Regions from separate parts of the Homo sapiens genome. Here region 1 is linked to region 2. A link is an interaction called in ENCODE POLR2A ChIA-PET data of the cell type or tissue named here. Cell type or tissue: GM12878. All regions are shown on one strand. Each heading gives the region's core, and the rest is flanking DNA. Links, peaks and the distances in the headings are about the cores only.

The links. ChIA-PET counts read pairs that join two places held together with the same protein. Peaks named below come from ENCODE experiments on the same cell type or tissue, not always from the same donor. Only the 100,000 strongest peaks of a DNase experiment are listed, where the experiment ranks them.
Region 1: POLR2A ChIA-PET joins it to region 2 with 12 read pairs; 2 of 35 experiments call an interaction of 5 or more read pairs at or near these places.

What each region holds. Positions count from the first base shown.
Region 1 is chr4:73,755,277-73,771,673 of GRCh38, forward strand. No RefSeq gene overlaps it. Among named protein-coding and RNA genes, the nearest start is that of CXCL8, 23 kb to the left of the region's middle. In GM12878, for the core only: no CTCF peak of the experiment used is centred there; a DNase peak (open chromatin) is centred at 7,305.
Region 2 is chr4:73,269,122-73,282,688 of GRCh38, forward strand. All of the region lies in intron 1 of ANKRD17-DT (ANKRD17 divergent transcript), which reads left to right. Among named protein-coding and RNA genes, the nearest start is that of ANKRD17-DT, 17 kb to the left of the region's middle. In GM12878, for the core only: no CTCF peak of the experiment used is centred there; no DNase peak of the experiment used is centred there.

The DNA of each region.
Region 1 (16,397 bases), core at 3,275-11,274, 490 kb after region 2:
TCAAGGTCATCTAATACAAGGAAATTCTGAGAAACTGTTACAACTAAGAGGAGCCTAAGGAGACATGACAACTTAATGTAATGTGGCATCCTGGATTGATCCTAGACCATAAAAAAGACATTCGGTAAAACTATGAAAATCTATGTATGGACTTTAATTTATAATAACTTATCAATATTGATTCATTAGTTGTAACAAATTTACCCTACTAATGTAAATGTGACTAACAGTAGAAACTGGGTGGGGGTATATAGAAACTGTAATAATTTCTCAATTTTCTGTAAATCTAAAACTGTTCTTTTAAAAAGTCTATTTTTTTAAGTGAACATATGAGACAAAAAAAATCACAGTGTGTAGTAATTTGCAAGTTTCTGCGATAATGATAACACTGGTACATGGGCTATGAAGATGATGTGGGGAGAGCATGTGCCTTAGGTAGTGACAGTGCCAAACTTATCACCACGTACATTGGTACAGCTTTGTCTTGCCTTCCTTGAGATCTGCTACTAGAGTATGCTGGTCTTTGAGAACTTGTCCAATCTCTGGATCTATTTTTTAAAAAATGTCAAAGGTCCATCCACCATAATAATATAATCATATTCAGGAACCGAGCATATTAGAAAAAAATATGTAGCAGCTCAGGACCATCAGCAGAAGGTGGTAGAGATTGTGGTGAACTGGACAACACATGGTCTGCTTTGTCTCCTAATAATTCAGAATATCTTACAACACAGAACTTGGCAAGCCAAATTCTGTGGAATGCCAGTTTGGACCACCATCCTCCTAAGAGGAATTTTGTTTTATCTGCTATAGTAAACTCTGACACCACAGGTATTCCACTTTTAATTAAGTTCATGGTTCCATTTGTGGCTACTTTCCTTCAATTAGGGTTGGATAATCAATGTTGGACCATATGTATCATAGGCCACGTTTTAGCTTTCTGGTATCTGGGATGGTGGAGAGTTGGGAAATACAACAATGCTATTCAATAAATATGATTCAAAAGCTAAATTGTTCTTCAATTTTACATTAGGCCTGATTAAAAAGAAATGCAACAAAACAGAGACGAAAAGAAATCAAGGGAATAAATTGTTAGTCACTGCCTCATTTCTACTATGTTCCTCCAGCTACCTGTAATTGGCTTAATAGGTGGGCTAAGTCTGAGCTTGAGTCTGACGAAGTTCTTGCGGTAACAGTGGCAGGATAAATAAAACGACAAACACTAAATCAGACTCCCTCAGAACCGCGTTCCACCAACCCAGTCAGTGGCCTGCTGAGCTTCTGGAACCTTACAACCTTTTCTTGCCTTACACTCTGTTTTGGCAACCCAAGCTTCTCGCTATTTCTCGTTTCCTCCTAACTGCATGCCCTGATGTATTCTTTAGATGTGATAACTGGGTTTGGGTTTCTGGTTTTGACCCTTGGCTCCCCTCCTTGACTATTAGCTGTACTTGCCCCCTTGCACTGTGTCTGCCTCTGACTATTCAGAATGACCTCTAGTCTGTTTCTAAAATAACCTCAAGATCTTCTATTCAGCGCTAAAAACAAGAAACTTGGCATCCTGAGTCGCAGATATTCTGGAAGGGTTATATGTTGAATAGACATAGGAGAGGTATATTAAAGGGAAGCTGGATAAGCTAAAGTGGATTCTCAACTTGAGGAGCAAAGTCTGAATTGAAGCCTACCCTATCCATGTTTTTTACCCTTTTTTATCCAGGTTAGAAAATTTTTATATAATTTTAAACTTCTCTATCTGTCTATCTTTCTATCTATCTGTCATCGTCTGCATTCCCTATTGTTTTAAAACTTTCTAAAAATACTATAGTAAAATATACATAACAGCATTTATGATTTTAATGATTTTTAGGTTTATAGTTTAGTGGGCATTAAGTATATTCAGGTTGTTGTGCAACTATCACTACTAACCATCTCTAGAACCTTTTTATCTTCCCAAATTGAAACTCTGTACCCATTAGACAATAACTGTTTCCCCCTTCTTTCCCAGCCCCTGACAACCACCATTCTATTTCTCTGTAGGTATGAATTTGACTACTTTAGATACTTAATAAAGTGGAATCATATAATATTTGTCCTTTTGTGACTGGCATATTTCACCTTGCATAATGTCTTCAAGGTTTATTCAGATTGTAGTTTGTGTTTGAATTTCCTGCCTTATTAAGGCTGAATAATATTGCATTATATATATATGTATATATTGCACTGTAAATATATATATATATAACAACACAAATGTTCATTGATGGATAAATAGACAACATATGGTGTGTGTGTGTGTATATATACCATATATATATATACACACCATATATATATATACACACCATATATATGGTGTATATACATATACACACACACACATATATATATGCCATATATATGGGGTATACACACACACACACATATATATCTATATATACACACACACACCATATATATATACACACACCATATATATATACACCATATATATGGTGTATATACATACACACACACACACATATATATACACCATATATATGGTGTATATATACACACACACATATATATCTATATATACACACACACACACATATATATATCTATATATACACACCATATGTTGTCTAACTATTTATCCATCGATGAACATTTGGGTTGTTTTCACCTTTTGGCTATTGTGAATAATGCTGCTATGATCATTGATGTCCAAATGTCTGAGTCCCTGCTTTCAATTATGTTGGGTGTACACCTAGAAGTGAAATTACTAGTTCATATGGTAATTCTTTTTTTTTTGAGGAACTATCACACTTTTCCACAGATGCTGCTTTATTTTACATTCCCACCAGCAACGCACAAGAGTTCCAATTTCTCCCTCCACATTGTCACCAACACTTGTTATTTTCTGGATTTGTATTTGTTTGTTTTGTTTATTACTTTGTTTTCTAATAGGCATCCTAAGGATATTGAAGTGTTATCTCAAGGTAGTTTTAATTTGAATTTCCATAGTGTTTAATGATTTTGAGTCAACTTTACTTGTTTATATTGGTCATCTGTATATCTTCTTTGGAGAAATATCTATCCACGTCTTTTGCCCATTTAAAAAATCGGGTTGCTTTTATTGTTGTTAAGTTGTAGGAGTTTTTAATACATTCTGGATAATAACCAGTTATCAGATGCATGATTTGAAAATATTTTCTTCTATTCCATAGGTTGCTGTGTCCTTTGATGCACAAAAGTATTATATAAATTTACTCTGTTGATAGTGTTCTTTGATGCACGAAATATTTAATTTTGATAAAGTCAAATTTACCCTTTTTTTCTTTTTTGTTTTGTGTGATTTTGGTGCCATATGTGTTAAAACTTTTGTAATATTAGATCTTTTTCCAATATGATCTGCAGAATTTATACTATCTTATGTTCTAGACTTTAAAGAAAATGTATTTTTATGAGGATTAAAATATTGAGAAACAAAATGCAAGGAGTTCCAGGATCCATCTGGGGATTGTTCCCTTGCTCATAGGTGCTTGTTATATGATCCAAGTACCAGTAGCTCATTAGAAAAAGACACAATTACCAAATAAGCCCTCCGAGGAAATGCAAATTTCCGTATCTCTCCTGAAATTCCCTTGCTAGGAATTATTGGATATGGATTGTTATGGAAAGAAGGATAGTACGGTTAAAAATATTGCTATAAAAAGCATTTTATGTTATATAAAAATTCAAAAATATTATCATTCTGAGTGAGCTTGGAATGTATCATTTCCTAACTCCATGGTGCCAGTCATCATGAGACCTTTAAATTCTCCCAAGATTCTGTATTGCTGACCAGTTTTTGTCCTTCTAAAAGGGTGGAAATTTCTCTAAAAGTCTAAGGAGGCCACAGCCACTGGGGGTATATGCTGCTCATAGCAACAAGAGTTATTTTTTATTTTCCTGTAAAAATAGTGAGTAAATAATGGCAGATACCATATGCAAACACTGAATTAATGGAAAGAGCTAGTGACAAAGATGCTTTACATATAAATTTTTCTTATTTTCGTACATGTAAGTATTTACTCTTCTAAAAGGTAGTAATGCCTTTGTCACCAAGTCTGGTTCCAAAATCAGCCCCCTCTCTATTACACCACAGAATCTTGCCAGAATCATTCAAATCAATTTCATAGGAATTCATCAACAAACAACTATTAATCTCTTTGCTGGAAACTTCAGGCAAATGCATCTTTTTGGGATTTTGCCAAGCACTGAATCATGAAAATACAGAGTTGGAACTCAAAAAGTTATAAATCATTTGTGTCTCACTTGGGAAGAGTGACATGTGTTAGACTGATAACATAGTCCTTCCTACATGGTTGTGAAAATTCTCTCCAAGCACGTAGTCTACGTCTACTCCAGTAGTAAAGCTAATTGTTTGGAAAAACCTGTTGAGACCAATGCAGAGCTTAGTCTGTAATAATTTGACTGATTGCATATCTTATAGCCCTGGGTCTTGAAACTAAGTTGTACTGCCATGAGAAACACCTACACTTCCCCAGTTTTTAAAATGTTTAAAAAATTCCTTCCTTCCTTCCTTTCTTTCTTGGCTGTTTCTGGCCAAAATGCAGAATTTGCATTTGCCAATCTGAAATCAAATCATATAGAAAAAGCAGAAATGGGACACTTTATGAGATTTCAAAGACCGATATCTGAAAGTCTTTAAATTCTGTAGATGAAATTCCAGTGCGAGGGATGATAGTATTCATGATTCCAGGTTCTATTGCTATCCAATTTAAGAAATTAAAGTGAATTTCAGTCCTTTTGGAAACAAAGCTGGATGCATTTACTGTACACATGGCTAATTTTACACTCTTATAGCAAAAAACTCAAGCAGCTTGATTGGAAAGAGAAACCACTTGTAAAACCAACAGTATTAGGAACCACCTGGATTATTCTCTTGTCTTAGTAAGACTGAGGACAAAAGAGTAGGATAAATACAGCATTTCTGCTACCCTATGTTTGGTAGCTAAACTATTGTTATCTTTATTTATTTATCCTATTATAATATTTGTGACTCAAAGAAAGGGTAGAACTTAATTAAAGAGAAAAATTAGAATCAATAACAATCACTTTCCAAGGTATAATGGTTCAGAAACACAGGCATTAGAAATCCATCTGCAATGGTTTGAATAATTGTCCCCTCTAAAACTTATGTTGGGCCAGGCATGGTGGCTCATGCCTGTAATCCCAGCACTTTGTGGGGCTGAGGAGGGAGAAACACCTGAGGTCAGGAGTTTGAGACCAGCCTGGCCAACATGGTGAAACCCCGCCTCTACTAAAAATACAAAAATTAGCCAGGCATGGTGGCAGGTGCCTGTAATCCCAGCTACTACCTGGGAGGCTGAGACAGGAGAATTGCTTGAACCTAGGAGGCAGACGATGTAGTGAGCTGAGATCATGCCACTGCACTCCAGCCTGAGCAACAAAGAGCAAAACTCCTTCTAAAAAAAAAAAGAAAAAAAAAAAAAAAGAAGAAACATGTCGAAATGTAATCCCCAATGTGGCAATATTGAGAAGTGGGACTTTTAAGAAGTGATTGGGTAACATGGCTGGGCACGGTAGCTCACATCTGTAATCCCAGCCCTTTGGGCAGCCGAGGCAAGAGGATCACCTGAGGTCAGGAGTTGAAGACCAGCCTGGCCAACATGGTGAAACTCTGTCTCTACTAATAATAAAAAATTAGCTGAGCATGGTGGCATGTGCCTGTAGTACCAGCTACTTGGGAATCTGAGGCAGGAGAATCGCTGGAACCTGGGAGGCGGAGGTTGTAGTGAGCTCAACTCAAGCTACTGCACTCCAGCCTGGGCGACAAAGTGAGACTCCGTCTCAAAAAAATAAAAATAAATAAAAGAAGTGATTGGGTAACGAGAGTTCTGCCCTCATGAATGGATTAATCCACTCATGAATTAATTGACTGACTAATGTATTGATGGATTAATTGATTATTATAGGACCAGGACTGGTGGCTTTAGAAGGTCAGCAAGAGGGACTAGAGCTAGCACGCTCAGCCCTCTTGCCACGTAATGTCCGGTGCTGCTTCAGAACTCTGCAGGGAGTCCACACCAGCAAGAAAGCCCTTATCAGATGCAGCCCCTCAACCTTGGACTTCTCAGCCTTCATAACGATAAGTATTCATTTATTTTCTTTATAAATTACCCAGTTTTTATAAATCAACAGAAAATAAATTAAGACACCATCTAAATACCAACTCAACTGTGTGCAGATGAACAACTAGCACACTCATTGGAATAGCTGAAATAAAAACCAGACAGTTCCAACTATTGGTGAAGATGTGAAGCAACTGGAACTCTCAGACTTTGCTGATAGGAGTGTAAATAATACAGTTTGGAAAACCGGCTGCATCTACCAAAGCAGACATACACATTACCTTTGACCCAGTAAGTCCCTTATGTAAACTCGACAGAAAATGTGCACATATATTCCTAAAAAGACACGTAGTAGAATGTTAATAGCAGTACCCTCTGTGGTGGTCCTAGATTAGAAAATTACCCAAAAGTCTGCCAACAATAAAAAATATAAATCAAATATGATATATCATATAATGGAATACTATATAGCATTGCAGAAACATTGAGAATAGCTATGTATAATTATACACAAAAATATTAATGAATCTTACAAGCATATTGTTGAGTTTAAAGAGCCAGGCACAAAAACCCACATGCTGCATGATTCAATTTCTTAACAAACAAAAGCAGGCAAAAACAATGTATGCCTTTGAAAGTCAGAACCATGGTAACCCTAGAGACACAGGATGTGATTAGAAAGGAACATGGAGTAGGATTTAAGGGTACTGGTAATGTTCTGTTTCTTGATATGGGAGCTAGTTCAGTTTGTAAAAACTCTTATTGAGATTGAAATACGTGCACTTTTAAGTTATGTGTTACATTCAATAAAAATCTTTTAAAAATAATGAGTAAACATTCTCTGAGGTATAGCATAGAATGTGCAGAAACAGGAAAGACAGTTCATCATGGAACATGGACCTGGGGATAGGATTGAGGGTGAATGTGTGTGGAAAAGCATTGGGATTATAAAATACAGGGCAGTGTCACAATTTAGAAACACTAAGCTAAGGTGCAGCTGAAAACGTATGTGTGGGAGTTGGTCCAGATTCTCTGAGAAGCAGACATCAAGATAGGATTAGGCATGCAAGAAGTTTATTAAAGTAAGTGTATGTGAGAGGAAATGGGGAGGCAGCTGGGAGAGGCCGACAAAGACATCAGACCACGATGCGGGATTAACCTTGAGTGAAGGGGGAAGTGAATGTAGGTTGGGTGGAACATCTTGGACTGCAGTGCAGTTCAAGGGGAAGTTCAGTAAGGTCACTGGGGAATCATAGAGTCCAAGTCACCTGTTAGAGGAAACCTGCGTCTCCCCGGAAGCGGTCTATGTTAGTATTCTGCCATGCTTCTTTATCAGTTAGGAGCAATGCTTGGGAAGCTTAGTCTTGGGACAAAAGTAATGATGAATTTTAAAGCAAAATGTGTAGAGCCACCAGTCAATTATGCTCCTTGTAGTCAGGGATCCAGAGGTACATTTTCATGACTGCCACAAGAAGAAGACAAAACCTGTGACAATGGCCTGCTGGCAAAAGTGTCTCTAAAATAAAAGCTTTGACTTTTAGTATTTGACAATTTCCTTGGTGTAAATATTTTCACTACGCTGTTTTTCAAGCTAAAAATGGTTTTGCAAATGGTTGGTAAAACTTCTGAATGTCTGATAATCCGCTCTCATGACATAGTATCAGCCAGCTCCAGCATACCATTCCTTGTAAAGTTTGACTCTACAGGCAAAACAAAAGCCAATGTTTATCAGAGCAAAAACCTTAGAAAATGTTCACAATAGAAAGTCTTATGTTTTACTTTTTCCTAAAGTAAAATGATTGTCTAAAAGCTACTGATGGGGACAGGAGGCAGAGAAATTCTGGGCAGAAAACGGCGGATCCCTGGTGAAGCTTCAACCTCAAGCCTAAAACCCTGAGACCACAGCCCAAAGTGAGAACTTATAACCCTGTTTTCCCATTCAAATGTTGCCTTTTCCTAAGCCACCCATGGCCCTGCCCCACCCCATCATGTACCTATAAAGACCCTGGACTCAGCAAGCAAAGCAGAGAAGCAGCTGGATATTGAGGACTATAGCTAAATGTCAGAGAGAAGTGGCTGGACTTCAAAGGGACAGCTTGATGGCATAACTTTGGAGAAGAATCCTGCCGGAGACAGCTGGACTTCAGAGGAAGATTATCTTCCTTCCCTGTTCCCTTTTCAGCTCCTCTTCCCACTGAAGGCCACTTTCATCAGCAGTAAAATCACACACATTTAACATCCTTCAATTCGTTTGTGCAACCTCATTTTTCCTGGATGCTGAACAAGAGCTTGGGAGCCATAAGTGTGGATACAAAAGGCTGTCTAAGGCAGAGGACCCACTGAGCTGTTAAAACTTAAGCTGTCTGTGGACAGCAGAGCTAAAAGAGCACTGTAACATGCTTTCTGAAGCTTCAAGGGTCACAGGCATCCCCCTGTAGATGCTGCTGCTGTGGGGCCTGCACAGAGTTTGCCCCTGCCAGTACCCAAAAGCGCTCACCCCAAATCCTGCCCGCTCACCTGTGTGCTCCCTCCTGCAGTAAGTCTGAGTAAGTGGAGTTCACTCATGCCAGCACTGAAGTGGACAGCTGTTTCCAGCACTCCTGCAATCCAGTTCTCGCCTCATTCACTCACGCACACCCTTCTGCAAGGAGTTAAGAGCTGCTGGCTGAGTAAATGAGGCACCCCTGTTGCGAGTCCTGTGAAGGGGTCAGGGAAATATCCTGCTTCATGTGGGGGCCTATACAGGATATGTAAGAAGGGTGAGTAAATGCGGATCAGCTGGATCTTTCTCTTCACTTCTTTTCCAAGATTTCTTGTCCTCAGACTTTCCTCTGAGCTATGCTATTTGCAGGGGACAGGATGCAACCCTGTTACCTCTCTCTTCCTGGTGCAAGGAATGTTGGCTCTTTTTACCTTCATGGGGGTCTGGACTTCGTGTCAGACCAGAATAAAGTCCTGGGGCAACTGTAGGCTACTGGCCAAGGTCACTACTCAGTGTTGCCAGAAGGCCCTTAGAGGGGCTCCAGTCCCCAACTGCCCATTAGAACATTAACCAAGACCCTAGACTTTTCTATGGTATCTTTCCCTTTCTTCTTTCACAGTTTGACATGACTCCTATATCTTTTTTCGTAATAATAAGAGTTTTACTGCAAACAGCAGACATTTTACTAGATAGAATGAGCTTTTGGCCCAGCCATCAGATATGCGATTCAGAACAATGTGATTTCCATCTGTATTAGTCAGGATTCTCTGAGAGACAGGACTAATATGATACATTGTGTATACGAAAGCAAGTTTATTAAGTAGTACTGACTCACACGATCACAAGGTGAAGTCCCACAGTAGGTCATCTGCAAGCCAGTCCAAGTTCCAAAACCTCAAAAGTAAGGAAACCAATAGTACAGCTTTCAGCCTGTGGCCAAAGGCCTGAGAGCCTCTGGCAAACCACTGGTGTAAGCCCAAGAGTCCAAAAGCTGAAGAGCTGAGAGTCCAATGTCCAAGGGCAGGAAGCAAACAGCATGAGAGAAAGATGGAGGCCAGAAGACTTAGCCAATCTCGTCCTTCCATATTCATCTGCCACCTTTTATCCTAGCCATGCTGGCAGCTGATTAAATGGTGCCCACCCAGACTGAAGGTGGGTCTGCCTCTCCCAGTCCACTGACTGAAATGTTAATCTTCTTTGGCAACACTCTCAGAGACACACACTGGAACAATACTTTACATCCTTCAATCCAATCAAAAGTTGATACTCGATATTAACCATCACAAGTCCACCTCTTGTCAACTTGAACTCATATACATCTCCTGAAATTATACATAATTTTCAAATAAAGACAATAATAAGGTCTTAATTATGCCTTACATAGTACAGCTATCCTTTTGCAACTGGAAACACACCAATCCCCAACCCAAATGCTATTACATAAAGTTAATAACACTTAGATGCTGATATGAAGTCAATAAACCTTATGTCACATGATAAAGAAAAAAAAGAAAATGAAAATATTTTCTTAGTCAAGTGTATACATGCACAAACATGTTCTTGACAAAATAAGGAGAAAATACTCATGACAATTACAGTCCTCATCTCTGCATCTAGTCATGTGTTCTTAGCTGGTATTGATGACTACTTCTACTACCCATTCTGTATTCCCTTTGCCTTCAGCAAGCACTTCAGCAGGTTGTGGTTTTTTACCTGGTAGAGTGACCGAAACCTTTATTCCTGAAGGTTCTGGGCCATTTGTAGTCCTGTCTGGATTGGGCCGTTGTAGTTTCCCATTGACCTTTATCATAGGGCATGGTAATACTAAGAGACACCCTAAGGGATCTCCTGTATTCCATGTGCACTCTTCCTTACCTCCATTGTGGAGTAGTAGGCTGATTTCATCTTGATGGTCTGAGTCAGTCACCCCAGCCAACAATGTAACTCCTTTCTTAGCCTGTTGACTTAGAGGTAGGAGGAACGCAAGGTGGCCAGGTGACAATCTTAACTTCCAGTTTAATGAAATCATAGTTGTGTCTCCTGGTGGCAGCATTCCTCCCTCTAGAACTAAGACCTCTAGGCCAGCAAAACATAATGTCATGGGAACAGGAAGCAAAAATTTCCTAGTGGGTCACTAGGGGTGATGATGAGTGGTGCCACTTCCACTTCCATCCCTTGATTCCTGGACCTGTAAATCCTGGCTATGGGAGAAACTGTACCATATATTGGACACTAATTCAGAGCATACACAGCCTTCTGAAGAACTTTGCCTCAGCCATGCAAAGTATTGTCACCTAGTTGGCATTGTAATTGTGACTTCGAAAGGCCATTCTACTGTTCTATCAATCCAGCTGCTTCAGGATAATGGATAACATGGTAAATCCAGTGAATCCCATGAGCATGAACCCACTGTCACACTTCTTTAGCTGTAAAGTGAGTGCCTTGGTCAGAGGCAATGCTGTGTATAATACCATGATGGTGGATAAAATATTTTGTGAGTCCACAGATGGTGGTCTTGGCAGAAGCATTGGTGCAGGATAGGAAACCCATATCCCAAATAAGTGTTTATTCCAGTGAGGACAAACTGCTGCTCTTTCCGTGATGGAAGAGGTCCAGTATAATCAACTTGCCACCAAGTAGCTTGCTGATCACCCCAAGAAATGGTGCCATATTGAGGGCTCAGAGTTGATCTCTGCTGCTGGCAAATTGGGCACTCAACAGCAGTCGTAGCTGGGTCAGCCTTAGTGAGTGGAAGTCTATGTTACTGAGCCCATGTGTAACCTCCATCCCTGCCACCATGGCCACTTTGCTCACGGGCCCATTGGGCAATGACAGGGTGGCTGGGGAAAGAGGCTGAGTGGTATCCACAGAACGAGTCGTCCTATCCACCTGATTATTAAAATGCTCCTCTGTTAAGGTCACCCTTCAGTGAACACTCACATGAGATACAAATATCTTTACAGTGTTTGACCACTCAGAGAGGTCCACACACATATCTCTTCCCCAAATTTGTCACCAATTTTCCAATCATGCTTCTTCCAAGTCCCTGACCATCTGGCCCAACCATTGGCTACAGCCCATAAACCAATATATAATTGGACATCTGGCCATTTCTTCTTCCAACCAAAGTGCACAACCAGGTACACTTCTTGAAGTTCTGCTCACTGGGAAGATTTCCCTTTGCCATTGTCCTTTAGGAATGTCCTTGAAAGGGGCTGTAGTGCTGCAGCTGTCCACATTCAGATGGTGCCTGCATATCATGGAGAGCTATCTGCAAACAGGGAACTTGTCTTCTCTTCCTCAGTCAATTGATCATAGGTAACTCCCCATGAGGCCATCGCTGAAGGCTGGGGGAGAGAAGGCAGGGTGGCAGGAGTGGGGACCATGGTCATTTGAGCCACTCTTTCATGTAACTTGCTTGTGACCTCAGGACTTGCTCAAGCCCGATCACGTATACACCACTTCCATTTAATGATGGAATGCTGCTGTGCATACCTCACTTTGTGGCTAAATGGATCAGAAAGTACCCAGTTTATGATAGGCATTTCAGGTCGCATGGTGACTTGATAACCCATAGTCAAATGTTCAGTTTCTACCAAAGCCCAGTAACAGGCCAAAAGCTGTCTCTCAAAAGAAGAGTAGTTATCTACAGAAGATGGCAGGTCCTTGCCCCGAAACCTTAGAGGCCTCTGCTGTGATTCACCTATAGGGGCCTGCCAAAGCTCCAAACAGCATCCCTATCTGCCACTGACACCTCAAGCACCGTTGGATCTGCTGGGTCATATGGCCCAAGTGGCAGAGCAGCTTGCACAGCAGCCTAGACCTGTTGCAGAGCCTTCTCCTGTTATGGACCCCATTCAATTCTAGGAGCCTTCCAGGTCACTCAATAAATGGGCTGGAGTAAGACACTCAAATGAGTAATGTGTTGCCTCCAAAATCCAAATAGGCCTACTAGGCATTATGCCTCTTTATTGGTTGTAGGGGTGGCCAAATGCAGCAACTTATCCTTCACTTTAGAAGGAGTATCTCAACAGGTCTCACACCACTGGACCCCTGGAAATTTTGCTGAGGTAGAAGTTCCCTGAATTTCAGTCAGTTTTATTTCCCATCCCCTGGCATGCAAATATCTCACCAATAAGCCCAATGTGTTTGCTACTTATGACCTACTGGATCCAGTCATCCTAATGTCATCAATGTAATGGACCAGTATGATATCTTGTGGAAGGGAAAGGGATTAAGATATCTGCAAACAAGATTATGATGCAAAGCTGGAGAGTAATGGATCCCTGAGGTAGGACAGCTGAAGGCAATTTGCAAGCTGAAGGCAATTTGCTTCTGCTGGGCCTTGTGGACAAGAAGGGAGGAAAAGGCATTTGCCAAATCAGTGATTGCATACCAGGTACCAGGAGGTGTGTTAATTTGTTCAAGCAATGAAACCACATCTGGTACAGCAGCTGAAATTGAAGTCACCATTTGATTAAGATTACAGTAATCCACTGTCATTCTCCAAGATCTATCTATCTTCTGTATGGGCCAAATAGGAGAGTTGAACAGGGATCTGCATCTTTCAAGTCCTTCATGGTGGCACTGATCTCTGCAATCTCTTCAGGGATGCAATATTGTTTTGACTTACTATTTTTTTAGGTAGAGGCAGCTCTAATGGCTTCCATTTGAGCTGCCTTTCATTTTCCACCATAATAACCCTCACCCTACCAGTCAGGGAGCCAATGTGGGGATTCTACCAGCTGCTAAGTATGTCTATGCGAATTATGGATTCTGGCACTGGGGAAATAACCACAGGATGAGTCTGGGTACCCATTGGACTGACTGGAAGTGGGACATTAGCTAAAACTCCATACATTACCTGACCTACATAAGCCCCTACTTTAACTGGAGGACCACAGTGGCATTTTGGGTTCCCTGGAATGAATGTCAGCTAAGAGCCAGTGACCAGTATTCCCCAAATAATCTGATCATTTTCCTTTCTGCAATGCACAGAAAGGCTACAAGAGGTGAACCCCAGAGGCCCCTCTAGCAATGGAGCCAGCTCCCTCTTGCCTGCTCCTCTTGGTCCACCCCATCCTCCCTATCCAGTTTATCTCTCCTGTTTGCTCCCTCCTAGAAATCCTCACCCTAGATAAGCCCCAGTCCCACTCTTGCCCCTCCAACAGATGCCTGGTGAATTTGGTCCCTGGTAAGATCCAGGTCCCTTTCCCTCTAAAGGACTTAAGGCCAATTAAGGGGGATCTTGGCAAGTTTTCACATGATGCTGACAGATGTATAGAGGCTTTCCAGAACTTAACTCAAGTATTTGAACTCTCCTGGGAAGATGTTATGCTACTTTTGAATCAAAGCCTGACTAACACTGAGAAGCAGGCTACTCTGCAAGTGGCAGAGAGATTTGGGGAATGAGCTTTCTATTACATACAGTGTCAGGGAAGGGGTCAAACTTTATCCAACTAGAAGAGAAGCAGTACCGTTGGATAACCCTAAATGGGATCTCACTGACAAGATGGGAGAATGGAAGAGGAGACACATTCAGGTGTGCATAATGGAGGGATTATGTAGGACTAGAACTAAGCTTCTCAATTATTCTAAGTTATCCATGATAGACCAGGTATTTGATGAGAATCCCACTGCTCTCCTGGAAAGGTTAAAAGAGGCCTTGGTGAAGCACAACTCTCTACTTCCTGATTCAGTTAAGGGACAACTAATCCTAAAGGATAAATTTATTACTCAGGCAGCCCCTGAGATCAGGAGGAAGCTGCAGAAACAGGCCCTGGGACCAGATAGTACTTTAGAGAACCTCCTGAAAGCAGCCACCTGTCTTTTACAATAGGTCACTGGAATAGATTCTTGAATTTATTACACCCATGTAAATGCCTGGGAAGCTGATGAACCCAAAGAGTACCCAAAGTACCAATATGAAGAGGTTGGGGACCTCAAGCTAAAAATTACAAAAGATAAGTGTTAAACTTCCATGGATATCCTCTTTATAGTCTTGCCTATGTTCGCTGTTTTTACCTTTATTCTGTTCTATACTGCAGGATACAATATTGTGTCTAGAAGGAATAGTATATTTTACTTCTTATTTCTGTAAACTTTGTCACCAGATTATCTCCTTTTAACCCCGTTTTGTATAATACATATATTTGATCCATGCAAACTTATCCCTGTAAAACTTGTTTCTTCTCACCTAAAGGCGATCAAATTCCAAAGGGTCATGTAACTGGAGCCTCGGACAATGGCTCCCTTTTACCAGAGGCCCTTAGGTAAACCTCTGAGGGAAATCTGACCACTGTTTTCTTCAAAACAGTGTCCCCAGTAAGCAGAAAGTAGCTAAGATCGGTCATTGTCTGTATTCTAATGGCAGTGAGATGTTCCGCTTTGAAAAGGGAAATGATGGGGAAAGGAGGCAGAGAAATTCTAGGTAAAAAAGGGCAGGTCCCTGGTGAAGCCCTATCCTCAAGCTGAAAAGCCCGAGACCATGGCCAAAGTGAGAACTGTTTTCCCATGCGAACTTTGCCTTTTCCTAAGTCACCCATGACCCTGCCCCACCCCATCCTGTGCCTATAATGACTCCAGACTCAGCCAGCAGAGGGAAGAAGCAGCTGGACCTTGGGGACTACAGCTAGACATTGGAGAGAAGTGGCTTGACTTCAGAGGGATGGCTTGACCACGTAACTTTGGAGAAGAATCCTGCTGAACATGGCTGGACTTCAGGGGAAGATTACTTCCCCTTTTCAGCTCTCTTTCCCACTGAGAGCCACTTTCATTGGCAATAAAATCTCCCACATTTACCATCCTTTAAATCATTCATGCGACATCATTTTCCGTGGACACCTGACAACAGCTTGGGAGCCACAAGTGTGAATACAAAAGGCTTCATACTGGCCCTTTTCCCTCGCTGGCAGAAGGCAGCCACCTCACATGAAAAGAAAGAAGTCCCACTGAACTATTAACATTTTAGCTGTCTGTGGATGGGAGAGCTAAAAGAATACTGTAACATGTCCTCTGGGACTTCAGGGGTCACAGGCACCATCCCATTGATGCTGCTGCAAAGCCCACATGGAGTTTGCTCCTGCCAGTGCCTAAATGTGCTTGCCCTGGCTCCTGCACTCGCTCACCTGTGCACTCCCTCCTGAAAGGGGTGGAACACAGCAGGTGCAAGTGAGTGGAGTTTGCTCCTGCTGGCACCAAAGCAGCCAGCTGGTTCCAGGGCTCATGCAATCCAGTTCCTGCCTCATTTGATAGCGTGCTCCCTCCCACAAGAGTTGAAAGCTGCTGACTGAGTAAATGAGGCACCTCTGTTGTGAGTCCTGTGAAAGGGTCAGGGAAATATTCTTCTTCACTACCAAAAGACATGCTTTCATGAGTAGGCTGACAGAACTATTAGGGAGGATAGTTTTATTTCTTCATGCGTTTTCTGGGAATCCTTGCTACTTGTGGCATATACATGAGATGGTTTCTCTGTGTCCTTGCATTGGCCATCTCCACCTTAGTGAAGCCAGGTCTGCACCGTTCCTTATTATGATTTCTTTTTCTTCCCTTTTTGACACAGTAAGATCACCTGGATGTTGCTCAAAATGATGGCATGTAATAATTTTTAAACATTTGGAGATCAGATGAGATTGGGTGTGTTCAGGATGTATGGCCATAGAGAAGACAAGATATATAATAAATATTATATATTGTATCTTAGATATATGTATCAACTATGTTGATCTATTATCTATCATCTATCTTTCAAGAATAGAAAATTTATCTTGAACCCA
Region 2 (13,567 bases), core at 1,216-9,215:
CCTTCCTCTTCCATCTTTTAAAGCCCCTTGTGATGACATTAGGTCTGCCTGCATAATGCAGGATAACTTTCCCATCTCAAGAGTCTTGTCTTAATCATATCTGCAAAGTCTCTTTGCCATGTATGGTCACATATTCATCCCGAGATTAGATTGTGACCAGGCATGCAGCCGGGCGAGGTGGCTCACGCCTGTAATCCCAGCACTTTGGGAGGCCGAGGCGGGCCGATCGCGAGGTCAGGAGATCGAGACCATGGTGAAACCCCGTCCCTACTGAAAATACAAAAAAAATTAGCCGGGCGCGGTGGCGGGCGCCTGTAGTCCCAGCTACTCGGAGAGGCTGAGGCAGGAGAATGGCGTGAACCCAGGAGGCAGAGCTTGCAGTGAGCCGAGATCGCGGCACTGCACTCCAGCCTGGGCGACAGAGCGAGACTCTGTCTCAAAAAAAAAAAAAAAAAGATTGCGACCAGGCATGCTTTCATATGATTGCTGGGTCACATGATAGATACATGTTTACCTTTTTAAAAGTGGGCAAAATATTTGAATAGACAATTCACTAAGTAAGCTATATGGCTGGAAAATAAACATATGAAATGATGCTCTACTATATACAGAAATATAATTAACTTTATATATCGATCTGGTATCTTGGAACCTTGCTAAACTCCTGTATTAGTTCTAGTAACTTATTTATGCACTCCATAGGATTTTCTTCACAGAAATCATGCCGTCTGTGAATGAAGGGAGTTATACTTCTTATTTTCCAAATGGAGATTTTATTTTTCTTGCATGACTTCACTGGCTAGAACCACTACTACAATGCTGATTAGAAGTGGTAAGATCGATATCCTTTCCTTGTTCCTGATCGTAAGTGTGATGTTAACTGTAGATTTTTCACATATACTGTTTATCAATATAAGGAAGTTCTCTTCTGTTCTCTGTTTTCTGACAGTTTTTGTCAGGCATGTATTTTGTATTTTCAAATACTGTTTCTGTATTTGTTGAGATAATCATAGGATTTTTCTTTCTTGTTTTTACAATGAGTTACACTGATTAACTTTTGAATATCAAACCAACCTTGTATTTTTGAGATAAACCCCACTTGGTCATGATGTATTATCCTTTTTGTATATTATTGTATTAGCTCTGCTAAAATTTTGCTGACAATTTTTTTTTTTTTTTTTTTTTTTTTTTTTTTTGATCCGGGGTCTGGCTCTGTCCCAGGCTGTGGAGTGCAGTGGCGCGATCTCGGCACACTGCAAGCTCCGCCTCCCAGGTTCACGCCATTCTCCTGCCTCAGCCTCCCGAGTAGCTGGGACTACAGGCACCTGCCACCACTCTCGGCTAATCTTTTTGTATTTTTAGTAGAGACGGGGTTTCACCATGTTCACCAGGATGGTTTCAATCTCCTGACCTCGTGATCTGCCCGCCTTGGCCTCCCAAAGTTTGCTAAGAATTTTTACATGTATTTTTATGACACATACTGGTCTGTAGTTGTCTTTTCTTGTAATGTCATTGTCTGGTTTTGGTATCAAGTAATGCTGCCCTCACAGAATGAATTAGAAAATATTCCCTTATCAATTTTCTGGAAGAGTTTTTGTAGAATTGGTGTTATTTTCTGCTTAAATGTTTGATAGAATTTACCAATGAAGCCATATGGACCCAGTGTTTTCTTTGTGGGAAGGTTTGTAAGTACAAATTCAATTTCTTTAATAGATGTAGAGTTATTTATGTTATCTATTTGTTCTTGAATGCGTTTTGGTAGTTTGTATCTTTCAAATAATTTGTCCATTTTATGTTCCTTATCTCTGGTAATATTATTTGCTCTGAAATCTATTTTGTCTGCTTTCTTTTGATTAGTATTAGGATGGTATATTTTTTTCTTCCCTTAATTTTTAAGCTGTATGTTAAGCATGGTTGAATCTTGCATTTTTATCCAATCTTAATAATCTCTGGTTTTTAAATGAGAGAGTTTAGACTATTTACATCTAATTTAATTATTGATAATTTTGGTTCTATTTGTATTCTGTTTGTTCCATCTTTTCTTCTTCCCCCTTTCCTTTTTTGCCTTCTTTTAGAAAAACTGTGTAATATTTATTCCATTTTATCACCCTTGTTGGCTTACTAGTTATAATTCTTTTTAATTCACAATAACGATATATAAAGTTTTATTAGCTATAATTCTTTATAATTCACAGTAATAGGACATAAAGTTTAAGTTATTGATTTAGGGTTTATATTATACATATTTGTTATGTTCTACCTTCAAGTGGTATTACATTACTTAACATATACCGCAAGAACCTTAAAATAGTACAATTCTATTTTCCCCTCCTGACCTTTGTACTATTTTGCCTTACATTTTACTTCTATATATTTTATAAACCACATAGTACAGTGGTCCCCAACCTTTTTGGCATCAAGGACCAGTTTTGTGGAAGGCAGTTTTTCCACAGACCATTGTGGGGTGGACGGTTTTGAGATGAAACTGTTCCATCTCAGATCGTCAAGCATTAGATTCTCATAAGGAGTGCACAACCTGGATCCCTTGCATGTGCAGTTCACAATACCATTTGTGCTCCTATGAGAATCTGATGCCTGCTGCTCCTGATCTGACAGGAGGCAGAGTTCAGGCAGTAATGCTCGATTGCCCACCACTCACCTCCAGTACTGATCTGCAGCCTGGGTGTTGGGGGACCCCTGCCATAGTACATTATCATTATATTTGTTGTTTCTTTCAAGAGTCAGTTATCTTTTAAAGACATTTAAATAATAAAAATGTATTTATATTTGTTCATGTTGTTACCATTTCTGATGCTCTCCATTCTTTTATTTAGGTTTTCATTTGGTATTATTTTCCTTTTGCTTGAAGGAAAAGCAAAAGAAAAAAATACCAAATTTTCCTTTACTATTTCTTACAGTGCTGGTCTGCTTGTGATGAATTATTTCAGCTTCTTTTAATATCTGAAAATATCCTTATTTCATCTTTGTTTTTGAAAGATATTTCCACTGGGTAAAAAATTCTAGATTGATAAGTTTTTTTTTTTCTTTCAGTACTTTCAGGATATTGCTTTACTCTCTTCTAGTTTGCATTGCTTCTGATAAGAAATCTCTCATCTTTACCTTTGGCCCTCTTTATATCATGTATATTTTTCCTTTGGTTGATTTAATCACTGTTTCTTTATCACTGGTTCTAGGAAATTTTGCTTTTAAGCTGCGCTAGAAAAGACCAAAAAGCATTTAGTCTAGGATTAAATCTTTTTTTTTTTTTTTTTGAGACAGAGTCTTGCTCTGTCTTGCCCAGGCTGAAGAGCAGTGGCATGATCTCAGCTCACTGCAGCCTTCACCTCCTGGGTTCTAGTGATCCTCCTGTCTCTGCCTCCTGAGTAGCTGGGACTACAAGTGTGTGCCATCACACCTAGCTAATTTTGTGTTTTTAGTAGAGACGGAGTTTCACCGTATTGGCCAGGCTGGTCTTGAACTCCTGACTTCAGGTGAGCCACCCACCTTGGCCTCACAAAGTGCTGGGATTACAGGCGTGAATCACCGTGCCCAACCTCTAGGATTAAATCTTACCCACCACTGAGGGAAGATTCTTCTTAGAATCCTAAAAAAAAAAATGTCTGATGTCTTCTAAATTATGTGGTTTTCCAATCTGGCTGTTGGGAACAGGCACTATCCCTGTCCATATATGAGCTACAAATACTCTTTCCTCTAATCCCTGTGTGTGATTCTTTCCCCAGTTCTGGGTAGTTTCTTCACATGCATGTTCTGATCAATACTCAACTGAACATCCAAGGACATTCCCTTCAGATCTCTAGAGTTCTCATCTGTATAGTTCCCCCTTTCCAGAATCTGCCCTGCCAACTCTAGCCTCTTCAACTTCCTCAGACTGTCAGCTCAGGGTTTTGACTCAGGGTTTCCCCTCCTTACATTGCATCCAGGAAACTTCTTCCAGTAAGTTGGGGCTATGGTATAACTTATCTCATTTGTTCCCATATGACAGGATGACTGTTTTTCATTGCCTGATAACCAATGTCTTGAAAGCCATTGCTTTATAAATTTTGTCTAGTTTTCTAGTTGTTTCAGATGGAAGGATAAATTCAGTTCCAGTTTTTCATTATGACCAGAAACAAATGTCCAAAGGGACTTAAAAAAAAAAATACACAAATCTTTTCATATTATGCTCCTCTCAAAACCTGTCAATGGTTTATCACTGTTCTCAGGATAAAGTCCATAATCCTTACCAAGGCTTCAGAACTCGTCGCCCCTTGCTCCTCTTGTCCCATGCTCTCCCTTATTAATTCTGTTTCAGCAACACAAACTTTTCAGTTGCTCAAACTCAGCAGACACTTCTACCTGTCCCTCCTCTCAAGAATTCACCTCATATTTTGTGCTCCCCCGACTTTTTTTTTTTTTTGAGAACTTAGATCCTATTAAGAAAGATAGATAATTCGACATGTTGTTTGTTGTTGTTGTTGTTGTTGTTGTTGTTGTTGTTTTTGAGACGGAGTCTCACCCTGTCGCCCAGGCGGGAGTGCAGTGGTGCGATCTCGGCTCACTGCAAGCTCCGCCTCCCGGGTTCACGCCATTCTCCTGCCTTAGCCTCTGGAGTAGTTGGGACTACAGGCGCCCATCACCACACCCAGCTAATTTTTTTGTATTTTTAGTAAAGACGGGGTTTCACCGTGTTAGCCAGGATGGTCTTGATCTCCTGACCTCGTGATTCGCCCGCCTCGGCCTCCCAAAGTGCTGAGATTACAGGCGTGAGGCACCGCGCCCGGCCATGTGCTCCCCTATTCACAGAGGTGTCCTATACCTGTTCTTCAGAGTTTATCTTGAATGTCATTTTCTCAGGGAAACCGTCCTTGGCTTCCTCAATAAGTCATGTTTGTTATGATTGTCCCCATAGGCTTGGAAATCAACACTAATTTTAAGGAGATACTCTGTAATATAACAGGGTGTTATGTTAAATAATTCGAGGGTCTTTCTTTCCCATTGTAAATTTCTATGATATAGTACGTACTCTTCAAAAAACATCATTTTGTAAAATATCTTACTTATTAAGACTATTGTATTTTAATAAATTACATTATAAATGTATTGAATGGGATCTAGTAGCATTTAAATTCTCAGAAAGACTTCTTTAAATAAAGTTAAGTATTGCCATACACACAGTACCTCACCTACAATTATTTTCAAATTCAGTATATTGATTAGGTAGTCAGTAGTATAAAGACTAGAGAAGTAATACAGAGTCAATCCATTCCTCAAGAAACATAAGATTTATTTAGTGAGATAAAACTTGCATACAGAAAACAAGATATTGGCCATTTTTTAAAAGATAACAGAATGCATTTTAAAGTGTTTATTCCTTAAGTCCTGCACTTGCAATTCTGAGAGTAGGAAGGATTAGGAAACGTTGGGTAGTTACACCAGCCACTCAAGTTTAAGTTAGAGAAGGGACCCCAGAGATAGAGGTATCTAATTAGGTAGGTTAGTTTATTATCTAGAGCAGCTAGAAGTAAAAGGAAGGAAAGGATAAGTACAAAGAATTGCCCACAGGACAAAAAAAAAAAAAAAGGATGAAACTTAATCTGTTGTCAGATGTAAGGAATGAATGTTACGTAAAAAGCCAGAGGACAAATCAGAAGTCATGAGTTGTGTCAACACAAGAATGCAGTGGGAGAAAGAAGCAAGATGGGCAATAAGGCTGGAGAATGTAGCACTCTAGATATGAGGAGGGGTGAATTACCTGAAGCTCGCTGTTATTGTCTGTGAGTCACATGGTGAATATGTGAGGGGGCTCAAGTTAAAGGGTAACTGGTTAGGGAAGATTTTCCCTCTGGCCCCACACAATTACTCAGGCTTCCCCTGGAAGCTATCACTTCTCTTTGGTAGGAGGTTCTCTTCCAGCTCTGTGCCTTAAATTAACCGAACATGGCCATGGTTCCAGAAATTTGCCTGCCCTGATCTGTTCACTATGATGATTATGTACATGATTCCCTGGTTCCAGATCTGCACTCACTCCATAGTCCATCTGGCTTCTGACTCTGGCTCCATTCCCATTTTATAGTTCTGCTCCTGTCCTTCGTACTAGACTTTAGTATTTGGTTTCCTATTTCTGACTCTTGGCCTGCTGCCACAAAAAAAAAAAAAAAAAAAAAAAAAAAAAAAAAAAAACTGTACTAATTATCATTTCTACTTCAAACTACTTCACTTTCATTATTCTGTAGGCACCCAAGCCCCATTTTTGGTCATGGACCAGTGCCTTAATAAAAAACACTGGACTTTACACAGGGATTCACATCAGTGGTTGTTCATATGGTTTTCTTCTACAAATACTGTCCCTACCAGCTGAAGTGCCAAGGCTAGCTACAATAATGGCAAAGTCCAGATCATTCCCTGTTGTGTATTTTGGCTTCTTGTCTCTCGCAGTTGGAGTGAGTTGCAAAGATATTGGGTTACAAGTGGAGTTCTAAGGCCATTTGCACAGGGACCAGTTAAAATGAATTTGGGATGCATGAATGGTAAACCTGGAAGTGGAAGGCCTCCACCCCTACTTTATGGTTCAGGAGACTTGTTTATATATAGGTGAGAAAGTAGTGATGAGTGGGACATATCTATTGTGAGAAAAGCCACAGAGTCTGCTCTCTGTATTGTCTCTCTTAGTAATTAAGACTGTCAGCTTAAACTTTCATTTATTTAACACTTATTGAGCACCTACCATGTATGCATTAGGTGCTAGGCTAGAACTTTGGGATATAATGATGAGCAAAAACAGGCATGGCCTCCACTGTTACTGAGCTTACAAGCTAAGTGGGGCAAAGATGTTATACATTAATCTAAAAATTATTTAATGAAAATTATTGCTAAATACAATATAATAATATAACTGGTTATATAACCAAGTCTAAATATAATAACATAACTATAATTAATAGAAAATTATAACTATGTTAGTGCTATAAGGAAGAAGTGCATAGTACTATTAAACAGTGTAATAGTGCTTTCCTGGGATATTATGGTCAAACTGAGAACTTAAGAGAGAGTAGGAGTTAACTAGCTGAAGAAAGGATGAAGTATAGCTATGCAAGTACCTGAGGTTAAAGAAAAATCGTGGTTTCAGAGTTGAAAGAAGTCTATTGTTTCCATTGTGTTAGAGAGTTATGAAAGGCATGTTGCCAGATGAGTTTAAGAAGTAGAAGTGGGTAAAGACTAATCATAGAGGGTCATTAGAAGAAGAATTTCTGGGTTTTTTTTTTTGTTTTTTTTTTTTGAGGAGTCTCACTCTGTCGCCCAGCCTGGAGTGCAGTGGCACGATCTCGGCTCACTGCAAGCTCCGCCTCCCGGGTTCATGCCATTCTCCTGCCTCAGCCTCCCGAGTAGCTGGGACTACAGGCGTGCGCCACTACACCCAGCTAATTTTTGTATTTTTAAAATTTTTTATTTTATTTTATTTTTTTGAGACGGAATCTTGCTCTGTCAGGCTCGAGTGCAGCCCAGCCTGGAGTGCCCTGGCGTGATCTCGACTCACTGCGAACTCTGCCTCCCGGGTTCATGCCATTCTCCTGCCTCAGCCTCCGGAGTAGCTGGGACTACAGGTGCCTGCCACCATGCCCGACTAATTTTTTGTGTTTTTAGTAGAGACGGGGTTTCACCGTGTTAGCCAGGATGGTCTCGATCTCCTGACCTCATGATCTGCCCGTCTCGGCCTCCCAAAGTGCTAGGATTACAGGCGTGAGCCACTGCGCCTGGCCAATTTTTGTATTTTTAGTAGAGATGAGGTTTCACCATGTTGGTTGGCCAGGATGGTCTCAATCTCTTGACCTTGTGATCCACCCTCCTCGGCCTCCCGAAGTGCTGGGATTATAGGCATGAGCCACCTCAGTGCCCGGCCGAATTTCTGTCCTTTTAAATCTTTTTATTTCAACTTTTATTTTAGGTTCAATGGATACATATGCAGCCTTGTCACATGGGCATACTGTGTGATGCTGAGGTTTGAAGTATGATTAATCCGTCACCCAGGTAGTGAGCATAATGCCCAATAGGTAGTGTCTCAACCCTTGTCCCTCTCCCTGCCTCCCATCTCTAGTAATCTCCAGTGTCTATTGTTGCCATCTTTATGTCCATGTGTACTCAGTGTTTAGCTCCCACGTATAAGTGAGAACATGAGATGTTTGGTTTTCTGTTTCTGCATTAATTTACTTAGGACAACAGCCTCCAGCTGCATCTGTGTTGCTGCAAGGGACATGATTTTCTTCTTTTCCAGGCTGCATAGTATTCCATGTTGTATATGTACCACATTTTCTTTATTCAATCCACCATTGATGGATACCTAGCTTGATACCATGCCTTTGCTATTGTCAATAGTGCTGTGACTAACATATGCATGCATGTGTCTTTTTGGTAGAATGATTTATTTTCCTTTGAGTATATACTCAATGATAGGACTGCAGGGTCAAAAGGTAGTTCTATTTTTAGTTCTTTGAGAAATCTCCAAACTGCTTTCCACAGTGGCTGAACTAATTTACATTCCCACCAACAGTTGTATGTGTTTCCTTTACTCTTCAGCCTCTCCAGCATCTGTTATTGTTTGACTTTTTAATAATAGCCATTCTGACTGGTGTGAGATGGTATCTCACTGTGTTTTTTAATATTGTTATTATTATTATTTGAGACAGGGTCTCACTCTATCACCCAGGCTGGAATGCAGTGGTGCAATCTTGGCTCACTGCAATGTCCACCTCCCAGGTTCAAGTGATTCTCATGCCTCAGCCTCCGAGTAGTAGCTGGGATTACAGGCGTGTGCCACCATGCTTGGCTAATTTTTGTATTTTAGGTAGAGACAGGGTTTTGCCGTGTTGGCCGGGCTGATCTTGAACTCCTGGCCTTAAGAGATCTACCTGCTTTGGCCTCCCAAAGTGCTGCGATTACAGGCGTGAGCCACTGCGCCTGTCCTCATTGTGGTTTTGATTTGCATTTCTCTAATGATTAATGATGCTGAGTATTTTTTCGTATGTCTGTTGGCCTCTTGTATGCCTTCTTTTGAGAAGTGTCTGTTCATATCTGTTGCCCACTTTTTAATGGGGATATTTGGTTTTTTTTGCTTGTTGAATTCTTTAAGTTTCTTCTAAATTCTGCACATTAGACCCTGTCCGATGTATAGTTTGTGAATATTTTCTCCCATTCTGAAGGTTGTCTGTTTACTCTGTTGATAGTTTCTTACCCTGTGCAGAAGCTCTAGAGTTTAAGTAGGTCCCATGTGTGAATTTTTGTTTTTGTTGCAATTACTTTTGAGGACTTAGTCAGAAATTCTTTGCCAAAGCTGATGTCCAGAAAAATATTTCCTAAGTTTTTGTCTAGGATTTTTATAGTTTTAGGTCTTACATTGAAGTATTTAATCCATCTCGAGTTAATTTTTGTATATGGTGATAGGTACAAGTTCAGTTTCATTCTTCTGCCTATGGATAGCCAGTTACCCAGCATCATTTATTGAATAGAGGGTCCTTTCCTCATTGCTTATTTTTGTCAACTTTAACAAAGATCAGTTGATTGTAGGTGTGCAGCTTTATTTATTTCTGGGTTCTCTATTCTGTTCCTTTGGTCTATGTGTCTTTTATTGTACCAGTACCATGCTGTTTTGGTTATTATACCCTTGTAGTATAGTTTGAAGTCAGATAATATGATACATCTGGCTTTGTTCTTGCTTTGAATAGTTTTGGCTATTCAGGGTCTTTTTGGTTCCATATGAATTTTAGAATAGTTTTTTCTAATTATGTGAAAAAATGGCATTGGTAGTTTGATAGGAATAATGTTAAATGTGTAGATTGCTTTGGCCAGTATAGCCCTTTTAATGATATTGATCTTCCAGTCCATGATAAGAGAATGTTTCTCCATTTGCTTGTGTCATCTATGGTTTCTTTCAGCAGTGTTTTGTGGTACTCCTTGTAGAGGTCTTTCACCTCCTTGGTTAGATGTATTTCTAGGTATTTTATTTTTTGGGTGGTTATTGTAAATGGGATTGCATTCTTTATTTGGCTGTCAGCATTAATGCTATTGCTGTATAGAAATGCCACTGATTTTGTACACTGATTTTGTTTCCTGAAATGTTACTGATGTTGCTTATCAGTTCAAAGAGACTTTTGGTATCATATTTAGGGTTTTGTAGATATAGAATCATATTGTGAGTGAAGAGAGATAATTTGACTTCTTCTTTTCCTGTTTGGATGCCTTTTATTTCTTTCTCTTGCCTGATTGCTCTGGCTAGGACTTCCACTACTCTGTTGAACAGGAGTGGTGAGACTTGGCATTCTTGTCTTGCTGTAGTTCTTAAGGAGAATCCTTCCAGCTTTTACTGGTTCAACATGATATTGGCTGTGGGTTTGCCATAGATAGCTCTTATTATTTTGAGATATTGTCCTTCTATTCCAAATTTGCTGAGGGTTTTTTTCATGCAGGGATGTTGGATTTTTATCAAAGGCTTTTTCTATGTCTATTGAGATGATCATATAGTTTTAATTTTTAATTGTGTTTATGTGAGCAATCACATTTATTGATTTGTGTATGTTGAACCAGCTTTGCATCCCAGGAATGAAACCTACTTGATCATGGTGAATTAACTTTTGATGTGCTGCTGGATTTGGTTTGCTAGTCTTCTGTTGAGGATTTTTGCTTCCGTGTATATGAGGAATATTGGCCTGTAACTTTCTTTTTTCATTGTTTCTTTGCCAAATTTTGGTATTAGAATGATGCTAGCTTCATAGAATGAGTTAGGGAGGAGTTCCTCCTCCTCAGTGTTTTGGATTATTTTCTGTAGAATTGATACCAGCTCTTCTTTGTATATCTAGTAGAATTTGGCTGTGAATCCATTTGATCCAAGGCATTTTTTGGTTGGTAGTTTTTGTTATTACTGATTCAATTTTGGAACTTGTTATTGGTCTATTCAGGGTTTCAATTTCTTCCTGATTCAATCTTGGTAGGGTGTGTGTTTTTCTAGGAATTTATCCATTTCCTCTAGATTTTCTAGTTTCTGTGAATAGAGGTGTTCATTGTAGTCTCTAAGGATCTTTTTTTTTTTTAACTTTTTTCTTTTTATTTTTGAGACAGAGTCTCACTGTGTCACCCAGGCTGGAGTGCGGTGGCATGATCTCAGCTCACTGCAACCTCCACCTTCTGGGTTCAAGCAGTTCTTCTGTCTGTCTCCTGTGTAGCTGGGATTACAGGCATGCGCCACCACGCCCGACTAATTGTTGTATTTTTAGTAAAGACAGGGTTTCGCCATGTTGGCCAGGCTGGTCTTGATCTCCTGGCTTCAGGTGATCCGCCCACCTCAGTCTCCCAAAGTGCTGGGATTACAGGCGTGAGACACCGCACCTGGGCTCTGAGGCTCTTTTGTATTTGTTTGGGATCAGTTGTAATTTCACCTTTGTCATTTCTGATTGTGCTTCTTTAGATTTTCTCTCTTTTGTAGTTTGTTAATCTAGCTAGTGATCCATTGATCTTGTTTATCATTTCAAAGAAACAAATTTGGCTTCATATATTGTTTGTATGGATTTTGGGGTCTCAATTTCATTCATTTCTGGTCCAATTTTAGTATTTCTTTTCTTCTGCTAGTTTTGGGGTGAGTTTATTGTTCTTCTACTTCCTCTAGGTTCAATTTGTGATCTTTCTAACTTCTTGAGGTAGGCATTTAGCACTATAAACTTTGTTTTTAACACTGCTTTTGCTGCATCCCAGAGATTCTGGCATAGTGTGTTTCTGTTTTCATTTATTTCAAAGAATTTTTTGATTTCTGCCTTAATTTCATTGTTTACCTAAAAGTCATTGAGGAGCAAGTTGTTTAGTTTCCATGTAATTGTGTGGTTTTCATAGATATTCCTGGTATTGATTTCCATTTTTATTCCACTGTGGTCCAGGAGTATGGTTGGTAAGATTTTGATTTTTTTAAATTTATTGAGACTTACTTTACGGCCAAGCATGTGGTTGATCTTAGAGTATGTTTCATGTGCTGATGGAATGTATATTCTGTGATTCTGTAGACGTCCAATTGGTCAAGTGTCAAATTTAAGTCCAAAATTTCTTTGTGAGTTTTCTGCCTCAGGGATCTGTCTAATGCTGTCAGTGGGGTATTGAAGTTTACCAGTATTATTGTGTGGCTAAGTCTTTTTGTAGGTTGAGAAGTACTTGTTAAGTCACCAGGAGACCTGCAATTCCCAGGGGACCTGCTGGTCCTCTGAGCTTGGCAAAATCGGAGTGAATTGTGGGGTATGTCTGGTGATGCAGTGGATCAAAGGCAGAGGATTCTGGAGCAGGGCTGTGGTGCCACAAGTATGCAGTTGGTATACCTCCATGGACCAGGGTTTTTAGCCCAGCAGGTGACTGTTGAGTCTGCGCAGCTGACACTTTCCCAACTGGGTCTTCCTCCAATTTCTGCCCCAGGAGCTGGCCAAACCAGCTAGTTTTGTTCCAAGCCTTTTGTGCCCAGATTGCTTGGCTGTTCCAGCTATTCTGCCCCATGGGAATCCCTCAGGCCGAAGCTGAGCTGGCCAACAGGCAACACCTTTCCCAGACTGGTCTTGCAGAGGGAAAGACACCTACTTCCCACATCAGCACATGAACCCATGCCCCACTTTCTCTTTGTCCTGATAGTGGGGGCTTCTCCCCTGCTCAAGCTCTGGCTACAGATCTCAGCTCAATACCCCTGGACAGTGTGCTCGAACCCTGGAAATTGGGAACTGGGCTCACGACTTTGTACTCTGGCTCCTTCACCGGCTGTGCTGGGGGACTGAACTGCTCACAGTCTGCCAGCAAAACACTCAGATGAGGCACTCAGGAGGCTGTGCTGTGTGTACCCACTTTCAGGAGCAGTCTGGCAGATGGCCTTGGGAGGGGTCAGAGTCAAGGGGGCATATGGATCAGATCCACCGCAATCCTTTGAAAAAGAGTTCTCCTCTCTCTGGCCTGACAGTTAGCAGTGGCTGCCGTCACCCAGAGCAAGATGGAAAAGCCTGGGGCATGGGTGCCTGTGGTCACGTTTTGCTGCAGCTGCCCCATAGGCTGTGAAACCTTCTGGGCTCTGTGCAGGTTTGAACTCTGCCTCTGCCTAATCTCCGGGGAGTTCCCCTTGCCAATTCAAATGTCTAGAGGGGAATCGGATCTCTTGTAGCTAGGATCCCAGAGTCCTGTGGTGGCAGTGTGGTGCCCCAGAGTTCCTTCACACACCCTTTCCTGAGCACCTGTTCAGGACCAGAAGCTGGTCCTGGTGCTCGATGACTCCATACAGTTGTCCCAGCTTCCTCTCTCTTCAACCTCAATGTCTACGTCATCTCTCTATTGACTTTCAGTGTTTTCTCTCAAAATAGCTGTTCAGAGGGTGATGGCTTACTCTATATTTTGATTTCCCTAGGTGGGAGAGGTGTTTCCTGGCTACATTTAGTTGGCCACCTTATCCCTTCCTTTGGATTTCTGTCTTTATCTAAAGAAAGATGGGATGCTATTAAAGTGAGGTAAGCTGGATAGTGCTATGATTTATGTGTTGAAAAGATCATCCTTGTTGCTTACGTGGAGT